Regions from separate parts of the Mus musculus genome. Here region 2 is linked to region 1. A link is a loop called in an ENCODE intact Hi-C map of the cell type or tissue named here. Cell type or tissue: heart. All regions are shown on one strand.

What was found. A loop is a pair of places that touch in the nucleus more often than their neighbours do. Peaks named below come from ENCODE experiments on the same cell type or tissue, not always from the same donor. Only the 100,000 strongest peaks of a DNase experiment are listed, where the experiment ranks them.
Region 2: a loop joins it to region 1, with 3 times the contacts of the local background. A loop is called at or near these places in 7 of 42 quality-filtered maps.

What each region holds. Positions count from the first base shown.
Region 1 is chr8:88,116,341-88,121,340 of GRCm38, forward strand. It overlaps Cnep1r1 (CTD nuclear envelope phosphatase 1 regulatory subunit 1), which reads left to right and starts at 2,419. Exons shown (of 6, transcript NM_029074.3): 1 at 2,419-2,529; 2 at 3,440-3,511. The coding sequence starts at 2,505. It overlaps Gm2716 (predicted gene 2716), which reads right to left and starts at 2,267. Exons shown (of 8, transcript NR_151771.1): 1 at 2,026-2,267. In heart, CTCF peaks have their summits at 2,226 and 2,427; a DNase peak (open chromatin) is centred at 2,341; H3K4me3 peaks cover 1,985 bases; H3K27ac peaks cover 1,064 bases.
Region 2 is chr8:88,242,111-88,247,110 of GRCm38, forward strand. Tent4b (terminal nucleotidyltransferase 4B) reads left to right here. Exons shown (of 12, transcript NM_001372333.1): 2 at 1,131-1,254; 3 at 3,488-3,534; 4 at 4,255-4,375. Among named protein-coding and RNA genes, the nearest start is that of Tent4b, 45 kb to the left of the region's middle. In heart, a CTCF peak has its summit at 2,388 (motif pointing left); a DNase peak (open chromatin) is centred at 2,381.

The DNA of each region.
Region 1 (5,000 bases):
AGGACAGAAGACGGCATTAGACGCCTGGATTTGGAGTTACAGACACTTATTAGCCGCCATGTGAGTGCTGGGAATTGAACCTGGGTCCTTTGCAAGAACAGCCAGTGAGGGGTGGGGAGGAGGTATGGGATGTGCAAAAGTCGGATAGCAGGGGGTTGGGGGACAGATCTGGACCAGTCTGATCTATAGAGCAAGATTCTAGACAGCCAAGGCTACACAGAGAAACCCTGTCTTGAAGAAAAAACAAAAACCAAAAAGACAGAGTTCACTGTGTAGTCTTGCTAGCCTGGAGCTCCCTGGGTAAATCTGCCTGCCTCTGCCTCCTGAGTGCTGGGACTTAACGTTTGTACCACCACACTCAGCTGCCTCTGTTCTTAAAAGAAATGGCGCCGGGTGGTGGTGGCGCACGCCTTTAATTACTTTAAGCACTTGGGAGGCAGAGGCAGGTGGATTTCTGAGTTCCAGGACAGCCAGGGCTACACAGAGAAACCCTGTCTCAAAAAAAAAAAAAAAAAAAAAAAAAAAAGTAATGGCTATGGGCAAGGGTGTAGTGTAGCATTCCTTTAATCCCAGCAAAGGCAAGAAAATCTCTGTGAACTCAAAACCTACCTGGTCAACATAGAGAGTTACAAAACAGCCAGGAATATGTCTGACCCTGGCTCAAAACATCAAGATGTCATCATCTAATAAGTATATTTTATAACTCATAGGTTTTGATCCATAACATTAAAAATTCATCTCGAAGCTGGGCATGATGGTACCATGCTTTTAATCCCAGCACTGCAGGTAGGTCTCTGAGTTCTAGGCTAGCTTACTCTACAAAGTGAGTTCCAGGACAGTCAAGGTTGCTATACAGAGAAACCTTGTTTGGAAAAAAACATAACACACACACACACACACACACACACACACATCTTTAAGTCAGGCTTGGCAACTCACACCTGAATACTTGAAAGGCTTAAGCAGGAGGACTGCAAGTTTGAAGCCAGAATGGACCTTTGTAGCAAGTTCATGACCAGCTTAATCTACAGAGAAAAACTCCATCTCTAAAACAAACAAGTCATCGTAAAAGTTTAAATGAGATAATGCATGTAAAGGGTTTGGACCAGAGAAGGCTCCTTAATGGGAAAGTTTAGAAAGTGCTACTAGGGTAGAGGAGTCTATAAAACAAAGGAGTCAGGAGCTGATAAGTGAGTTAGGGCAAAGGTTGATTAGTAAAACACACAATGTATCAATTTTGGGAACATGGCGGTGTTGCTCAAAGACCTTCTCAGCCCTGATCTGTGTGGCTGGATCCTTTCCGTCTTCTTGGGCCTCTCAGCTCAAACTTCCTTGCAACACTTCTGGACCTCCTTCCTCCTGTCTTTAATATTGGTTGCTTTTTCCATAGAGCTACTGTTATCTGAAATCAGTTGCCTACTTTTATGTTTATTGCTCCCTGAAACCTTTCACTGTGAGGAATGCAATCTTATCTACCGTGGTCATAAATATAATGTAATATGGGACAAATACAATGCGTAGCATGTCATGCAATAAATACCTCTTGAATGAATCAATGACCACCAGGAAATAAACAGAAATAACAGGTCATTTTAATCAAATGTTAATTTTGCTAACCCTGTACATATTTTTGTTATACTTACAAAGACATACTTTGTGCATTCTTTTTTTGTTTTGTTTTGTTTTTTGTTGTTGTTTTTTGGTTTTTGTTTTTGTTTTTTTGGTTTTTTTTTTTTTGTTTGTTTGTTTTTCGAGACAGGGTTTCTCTTAGCCCTGGCTGTCCTGGAACTCACTCTGTAGACCAGGCTAGCTTCGAACTCAGAAATCCACCTGCCTCTGCCTCCCAAGTGCTGGGATTAAAGGTATGCGCCACCACCGCCCGGCACTTTGTGCATTCTTTATGACTATATTGGACGACATGAGGAGAAAATAACCAAGAAAGAAATCCTTCCTTAAGGAATTGGATATCTAAAGAAGAGAAATCAAAATCAAGGAAATCTGCTTGGGGGCGCTTCTAGTACTTACTGCTGAACATATCTCAGTTTCTCTTTAGTTCCTTGAGGGCAGGGATAGATTGGTGGTCTCTCCTTAGCAACCAAAATACTGCCCAGAAGTTAGTGGGCGCTCAATCATTGTTTTAAGAACTAAGAAAGCAACCAAGCTTAAAAATAAAGTATGCTTGGACAGAATTCAGTTCCTCCCCGAGGCAGGAGGCGGCGCCATGGCTATATCAGCCTAGCTGCTCGCTATTCTCGGCCCTTCCAGTTGAACATCTAGCGCTGGGTTCCCGAAGGCGTTTGCTGAAATTAGCCAATAGAAAACTAGTTTAGTTGAGGGGTCTGGATGAGCTACCCAATAAACTCAACGTTTCTAGAAAATGGGCGGTGCCAAACGGAGGGGCTGAAGGGAGCGGTTAGAGGTGGGAGTTGGCGCTGTCGGCGGGGCGGGGAGGGCGGGCTGCGATGAGGACCGGGCCGTGGCGGTGACCGGAGCTGCCGCCCGACATGAACTCGCTGGAACAAGCGGAAGGTAGAGTGTGTCTTCCGCCGGGTCCCGTCCCGAGGCTGAGGAGGTCGCGAGGGCGGCGTGGCGGGGACGCGGGGCGCACGGCCGCCGAGGGGTGCCGCCTTCCCCCCCCGCAGGGGCTCGGGGGCCCCCCCGTCTCAGTGACGAGCCCTTGCGAGTTATAGAGTGCGAATTCATTTTCTGTTTGACAACCTAACGAACCGTAACCCTAATTTCTTCCTTGGCTTCTGTAATTGCCGGAATTTAGATGTACTCTTGGCCTTTCAAAGTTTTGTTTTATTTTGATTTTTTAAAAAACACCTCTGTGGGAATAACACCCTACTTCATTCAGAGGTACGCTCTGCCACAGCACAAGGCGTAGGCGCTGCTGCTGGCCGGACGTTCACCGGCGACCCATTCCTAGGAGGATAAGGGAGTATGTTTGTACAGCCCGTTATCTGTGTATGGAAGTCTAGTAAGCCCATACTACATAGCCATCAATTAATGATAAGAGCTAGGGCCGGAATCGGATAATTGCAGTCAATTAGACCTCATGGATTTTGATGTTTCAACAGGAAGTTCTTGGTTCCACAGAATTAGAATTAAGCTGGAGTTTGGTCCATTTATTTGTAAACACCCTCCACCGCACCCCCCAGTTTTAGCTTTTGACTCTTGGCTGAAGTTGCTGCTGGTCTTCCAGCATACCAGTTTTCAAGCTTCTAAAAGTAGACCAACTGGTTTCCAGAAATTGGGATGAACGAAAAATGATGTTTTTGTTGTGTACTTAAAATTGTTATTATATAAGCAAACGGTGCGTGACACAAGTAATTTGATGTGCAAGACCTGTTGGAGTTTGTCGATCTAAAATTTCATTTTATCAAATTTCATTTCGGACTAGAAAGAGCAGATAGAGAACTGAATTCTCTTTACCTAGATCTCAAGGCTTTCGAAAGAAGACTTACTGAATATATTCATTGCTTGCAACCTGCCACTGGACGTTGGAGAAGTAAGTTGCTGAATGCTTTCTAAGGGAAAATAAAGTGTGGTTGATAGCTTTATTCCTAAGTAGGAACGACTCCCTTTCTTTAAAACTTTTGACTAGTAAATCCTTGTTTTACTAAGCTATAAGATTTCTGAGTTTAGACAACTTTTTTTGTTTTTGTTTTTGTTTTTTGTTGTTGTTGTTGTTGTTGTTTTTCCAGACAGGGTTTCTCTGTATAGCCCTGGCTGTCCTGGAACTCGCTCTGTAGACCAGGCTGGCCTCGAACTCAGAAATCCACCTGCCTCTGCCTCTGCCTCCTGAGTGCTGGGATTAAAGGCGTGAGCCACCAAGCCTGGCTAGACAACTTTTAAATGTATTACTTAGTGCTGTTGACAACGTATTACACAGAAGTACTTAAGAAAATTATGAGCTGGCAAGATAGCTCTGGTGTATGCCGTTCAAGCCTATATCCCTCAGTTGCATCTTCAGAAGCCATTTAAAGGGGAAGGAGAGGGCAGACTCCACAAACTTCTCTTCTGACCTTCACATTTGTGCTGTGCTATGACATGCATGCCTATATATACCATGCAGCTACACACACACACTAAATAATTTTTTAAAGAAAAAGGAAATTATAACTGGCTACCCTAAAAGGAGAGACTATTTTATATGGTTGAATTGTTATTTTTTATGAAAATACATATTTTTTAATTTTAAGTGCATGCCTGTTGCCTGCAGAGTCCAGAAGAGGGTACCTTATATCCTGCAACAGGAGTTGCTAGTGATTATAAGCTATTGTGTGGGTGCTGGGGACTGAACCCAGGTTCTCTGCAAGAACAAGTGCTCTTAACTTTTGAGCTATCTCTCCAACCCCACCTCCAATAATATTTTTTTTTTATTTTATGTATGGGTGTTTTGCCTGCACATATGTTTGTATACTACATATGTGCAGTCCCCAAAAGATTCTCTAGGACTGGAGTTATAGAGGGTTGTAAGTTGTCATGTGGGTGCTGGGAATTGAACATGGGACTTGTAGAAGAGCAGCCGGTTGAGCCATTTCTCCAGCCTTAAGAGACATATTTTTAATTAAAAGTTGTAACTTTCAGCTGGGTGGTGGTGGCACACGCCTTTAATCCCAGCACCACCCGGCTGAAAGATTTCTGAGTTTGAGGCCAGCCTGGTCTACAGAGTGAGTTTCAGGACAACCAAGGCTATACAGAGAAGCCCTGTCTCGAAAAATAAAAATAAATAAATAAATAAATAAATAAATAAAAATAAAAAAACAAACAAACCAAAAAACCAAAACCAAAAAAAAAAAAGTTGTAACTTTCTTTTTTTATTTTTTGGTTTTTCAAGACAGGGTTTCTCAGTATAGCTCTGGCTGTCCTGGAGCTCACTTTGTAGACCAGGCTGGCCTCGAACTCAGAAATCCGCCTGCCTCTGCCTCCCAAGTGCTGGGATTAAAGGCGTGCGACACCACGCCCGGCTGTAACTTTCATTAAAAACATGATAA
Region 2 (5,000 bases), 130 kb after region 1:
TTGGAAGCAAGGAGTGTCTTTGGTTCTGCCCAAGGCCCAGTTGTCTTGTTCCCAGCCAGCTGTCTGTGTGTACAGTGTTTCCGAGCTTCTGTCCTAGGTCTTCTGTGATGATGTGTTCTAGGCCTTGCTGCTCTGTCCATCTGATACGATCTTCTTAAATGCTCACATTGTAGTCTCTCCAACCCTCCCTTTTAATTTCCCCTTTTCTTTTCTTTCCCTTCCTTCTCTCTTTTGCTTTTTTTTCAAGACAGGGTTTCTCTGTATAGCCCTGGCTGTCCTGGAACTCACTCTGTAGACCAGGCTGGCCTCGAACTCAGAAATCCACTTGCCTCTGCCTCCCGAGTGCTGGGAATAAAGGTGTGTGCCACCAAGCCCGGCTCCCTCTCTTTCTCTCCCCTTCTCTTTTCATTGAACATACCAGGGCGCATGCTCTACCACCAAGCCACACCTTCAGCCTAGCCTGACCTTCTTAGCTTTGTCGTTATCCTGAGCCTGTATTCCCTTCCTGACGGGCCTGTCTACATGAGATGCTTTGGTTTCATGCCTTGCCCACTGTAGTCTCTGGAAGCCTGCAGCTTTCTCAGAGCCCTTCTCTGCCTGACATTCTTCTCAGGGCACTGCTGGGTCACTGACTAGCTTGTTCATTTGACAGTTAATTCATTAAGCAAGTGCCATACTGTTTTGCTCCTTGTGGCGAGGTGGGATAGTCAGGAAGCTCTGCTGCCTGGGCTCAGGGCCTGCCTTCCTGGTCTATGCCTGCAGAGTATGAGACCTGGCCTGTATGACTTTAAAAAGAAAAAGGAAGGCAAAAACTCACCTACAGCTTAGTAGAGGAACACACAAGGGATTTCTTACTTTCTTTTAATTAAATTCTGTATATTACCTCTTTAACTTGTATGATTATAATATTAAAATGAAGGCAAAAATTGCAAGTATAAATTCATCAGCTGAATTATAAGACTTTTTTTTACTATTTTTTTATTACGTATTTTCCTCAATTACATTTTCAATGCGATCCCAAAAGTCCCTCATACCCTCCCCCCGAATTATAAGACTTTTAAGATTATTCATGAAACTGACTTCATATTGGATCGGCCCGCCTCACATTTGCTTTCTGCTTTTTTCTTCAGTCTGCATGAAGAAATCAGTGATTTTTATGAGTACATGTCTCCCAGACCCGAGGAAGAGAAGATGCGGATGGAGGTAGTGAGCAGGATCGAGAGTGTGATTAAAGAGCTCTGGCCCAGTGCTGATGTGAGTACTTGTCCTGGACCTGGGCTTGAGGCAGAGCCTGCCCCAGACTGTCTCTCATAGAGACTCACTCACACTGTAAGTGCTTTGGTAGAGGTAGTCTACTTTATTTTGCAGCAGGGTCTTACGATGTCATACCCATGGCTAGCCCTGAACTCAAGCCTCCTTAAGCTTCCCAGACATGTGCCACACCCAGCTTTGGTCAAATCACATCTTAAAGGCAAACAGGGACCTGCAGCCTGTAGACTTTGGGGTTTGTTGATGACTTTCTTCCACTCAGATGCTTTACTCTAAACCTCTTCCTCTCAGTTCTGAGTAGCACCCAATAAAGTGGACAGAACTTAGGCTTATTAATGCAAGGAAAAGAGAGGTCCAGCCTCAGTACAGTAGTTAGTTGCTGGAAGGGATTTATCAAGGCTTCATCTTTGTTTTTACTCTAGCCCGTCAGTGTAAACATTGCAGTTGGCTTGTAGCTGACGGCATTTCTTTTGCTACTTGAAGTTGACTGTCTTGGGCAAATGCAGGCGAGTGTATGCCTCTCATTGCAAACCACTCTTTGTTCCCCGGGCCAACTTCTTTTGATTACTCAGTCAGTGAGCAGATTTGTTGCCTTAGTCTCCACTTTGTGTGTATCTCTTTTTTTTTTTTTTTTTTTTTTTAAGATTATTTATTTATTTATTTTATGTATGTGAGTACACAGTAGCCGTCTTCAGATACACCAGAAGAGGGCATCAGATCTCATTACAGATGGTTGTGAGCCACCATGTGGTTGCTGGGAATTGAACTCAGCACCTCTGGAAGAGCAGTCAGTGCTCTTAACCGCTGAGCCATCCCTCCAGCCCCGTGTGTATCTCTTATTATTGGCATTAATACTTAATTTTTTAGGGATTCTTTCAGGTCTGCTGTAGAATCCTCCCTGAGCAAAGAGTAACTGACTTTGTTGCATAGATTCCTTAGACCTTCCTGAAGTGATGTAAGGGAAGCCAGGGCCAGGTTTGTCCATTTGGCAAAAGAAAGAAGTTCAAATATAGGTAAAGAATAGAAGGGAAGGCACAGGTGCCCTTCACTGCACTGGGGCACAGCAGAGATGGCTCCGCCTGGCATGCCTCTGTAAGCACTGCTGACATCTAGTGGCTAGAAAGGGAAGCTGCTGGCAGTGCCATGACCTGCACAGACCCTATAGCAAGGGAGAACCTGCCCCAGGTTAAGATGCCTCCATCTTTCCGAAACCTTTCTGAGGTAGGCAATTGTATTCATACAAATAGAAGTGCAGAGATACGGCTAGGTTCCCGGAACTTTTTTTTTTTTTTTTTTTTTTTTTTTACCAGAATGGTTTAGCATTTTCCTGACTTGGCTTACAGACACATGTATAATTGCCTGGGTGCCTCTGTCCTCAGTGGACCAAGATTCTCAGTTGATAGCACATCAGGATCTTGTATAGACTGCTCCTGGTACTCTCTCGCACTGACCTACACATCAGCACATGGTCAGCAGCTAAATATTCTGAATTCATGAGAGAACTCCTGCAGAGAGGACAGAATTAAGGATTTGTGACATTCCTTATCTTGTAAAAGAATACTAACTAGCCTTTGAAACATAACTTGTGAAACTTCTGTATAATGTGTACACATGTATATTATTATATGTATATGTAGGCATGTGTGTAGAAGTCAGAGGACAGTTTTTTTTTCCCATTTTTTATTAGGTATTTAGCTCATTTACATTTCCAATGCTATACCAAAAGTCCCCCATAGCCACCCACCCCCACTCCCCTACCCACCCACTCCCCTTTTTTTGGCCCTGGCGTTCCCCTGTACTGGGGCATATAAAGTTTGCGTGTCTAATGGGCCTCTCTTTCCAGTGATGGCCGCCTAGGCCATCTTTTGATACATATGCAGCTAGAGTCAAGAGCTCCGGGGTACTGGTTAGTTCATAATGTTGTTCCACCTATAGGGTGAGGACAGTTTTTATAGTCAGGTTTTGTCTACCTCTATATGTGGTCTGGGCATCAGGCTTGCATAGCGAGCATCTTCAACTGCTGAGCCATCTCAATGGCCTCAACGTCTCTGATTTAGATTATAAGCCATGCTCTGAGTGAATGCCCGTGAGGCATGGTGTCCCTACTTTAGGAAAGCCTTGTATTTGGACCTGTCCATTCTAAAACACCAGTAGAGGACAAAAGGGACGTGCATTTCTCTGTAGGCACCTTAATGTGATTTTTCTTCCCTTGTTCTAGGTCCAGATATTTGGAAGTTTTAAAACTGGCCTGTATTTACCTACCAGGTTAGTATGTTGATGAAGTTTTGAAGGATTATTATTTTGAAGGGATTATTGTCCACTGGGGCTATTGAATATGTCTGAGTAGAAATGGGGCTTGTTTGTTTATTGTTTTTGAGATAGGGTCTCTGTGTAGTCTGGGCTGTCCTAAAGCTTGGTGAGAACAGTTGTCATAGGTGAGATATGGAAAAGGCACATAAATAATGAGATTGGAAGTAAATGCGTGTATTTACACACTGAGAGCCAGCATGATGCTCTGGCTTTATGCAGCTTAATAGTCAGGTCACATCTCATTGAGGCAGCACACGTGAAGTTTAATACCAGAAGGCTCTAGGAAAAACCAAACAAACCAAAAAACCATTCACTAATAGAATTTAATATGTTTGAGGTTTTGTTTCTGTCAGCATTATCTCATGTCCTGGGGCCTGAGATCTGTGAAATACCTGAGGGTATGAGGTTGCTAAAATTGACACTCCCTGCTTCTCCTCTCCTCTCCTCTCCTCTCCCCTCCTCTCCCCTCCCCTCCCCTCCCCTCCCCTCACCTCCCCTCCCCTCCCCTCCCCTCTCCTCTGCTTCCCTTCCAAAACTTACCATCAGCACACTGATGCTCTGAAGCAGAGAGGGAAAGGGATTCTTGTTACCCTAACTTAAAGTTGGTAAGCATAATTGTCAGCTACAATAGAGACCTGATTGATGCTTCTTGAAACCTCACACGTGTCCCTACAGTGACATCGATCTTGTGGTGTTTGGGAAGTGGGAGAACCTGCCTCTCTGGACCCTGGAAGAAGCCCTTCGGAAACACAAAGTCGCTGACGAGGATTCCGTGAAAGTTCTAGACAAAGCAACGGTAAGTTCTTAGCATTGTGTCTTTGTGAGCCTTATTACCTGCAGGAGAAACTTGGACTCTAATCTCGAATAGCACAGTTGGAATGTGACTCAGTGAATCATTTTTTGAATGTCACAGTGACTATGCATAAAGACTGTCATTGGAGAATCAAAGTAACTTGTCCAGGCTATACATTTCTTTAAGAATAATACCCAATTTTTCATGCGTAATGAAATATAAAAATAGATTACTAGCTGGGCATTGGTGGCGCAGGCCTGTAATCCCAGCACTTGGGAGGCAGAGGCAGGTGATCTTAGTTTGAGGCCAGCCTGGTCTACAGTGTGAGTTTGTTTCTGTTAAATAGCCCCTAGTTATAACAAAAGATATTGTTCTCTTATTTTGCACTTGAGATCTTGTCAAGGCCTTTTTTTTTTTTTTAATTAAAAAGGATATGTTTTTATTTTGTGTGTGTGTTTTGGGGCTACAGCAGAGGGCTTTGGATCCTCTAGAGCTGAGCTGCAAGCAGATTGAGCCACAATGTGGGTGCTAGGAATTGAACTTAAACTCACTAAGTGATGACTCTTAGCCATTGAGCCATCTCTATAGCCTCTGAAGTCATGCTTTCTATAGAGAAGTCCTGTCGCAA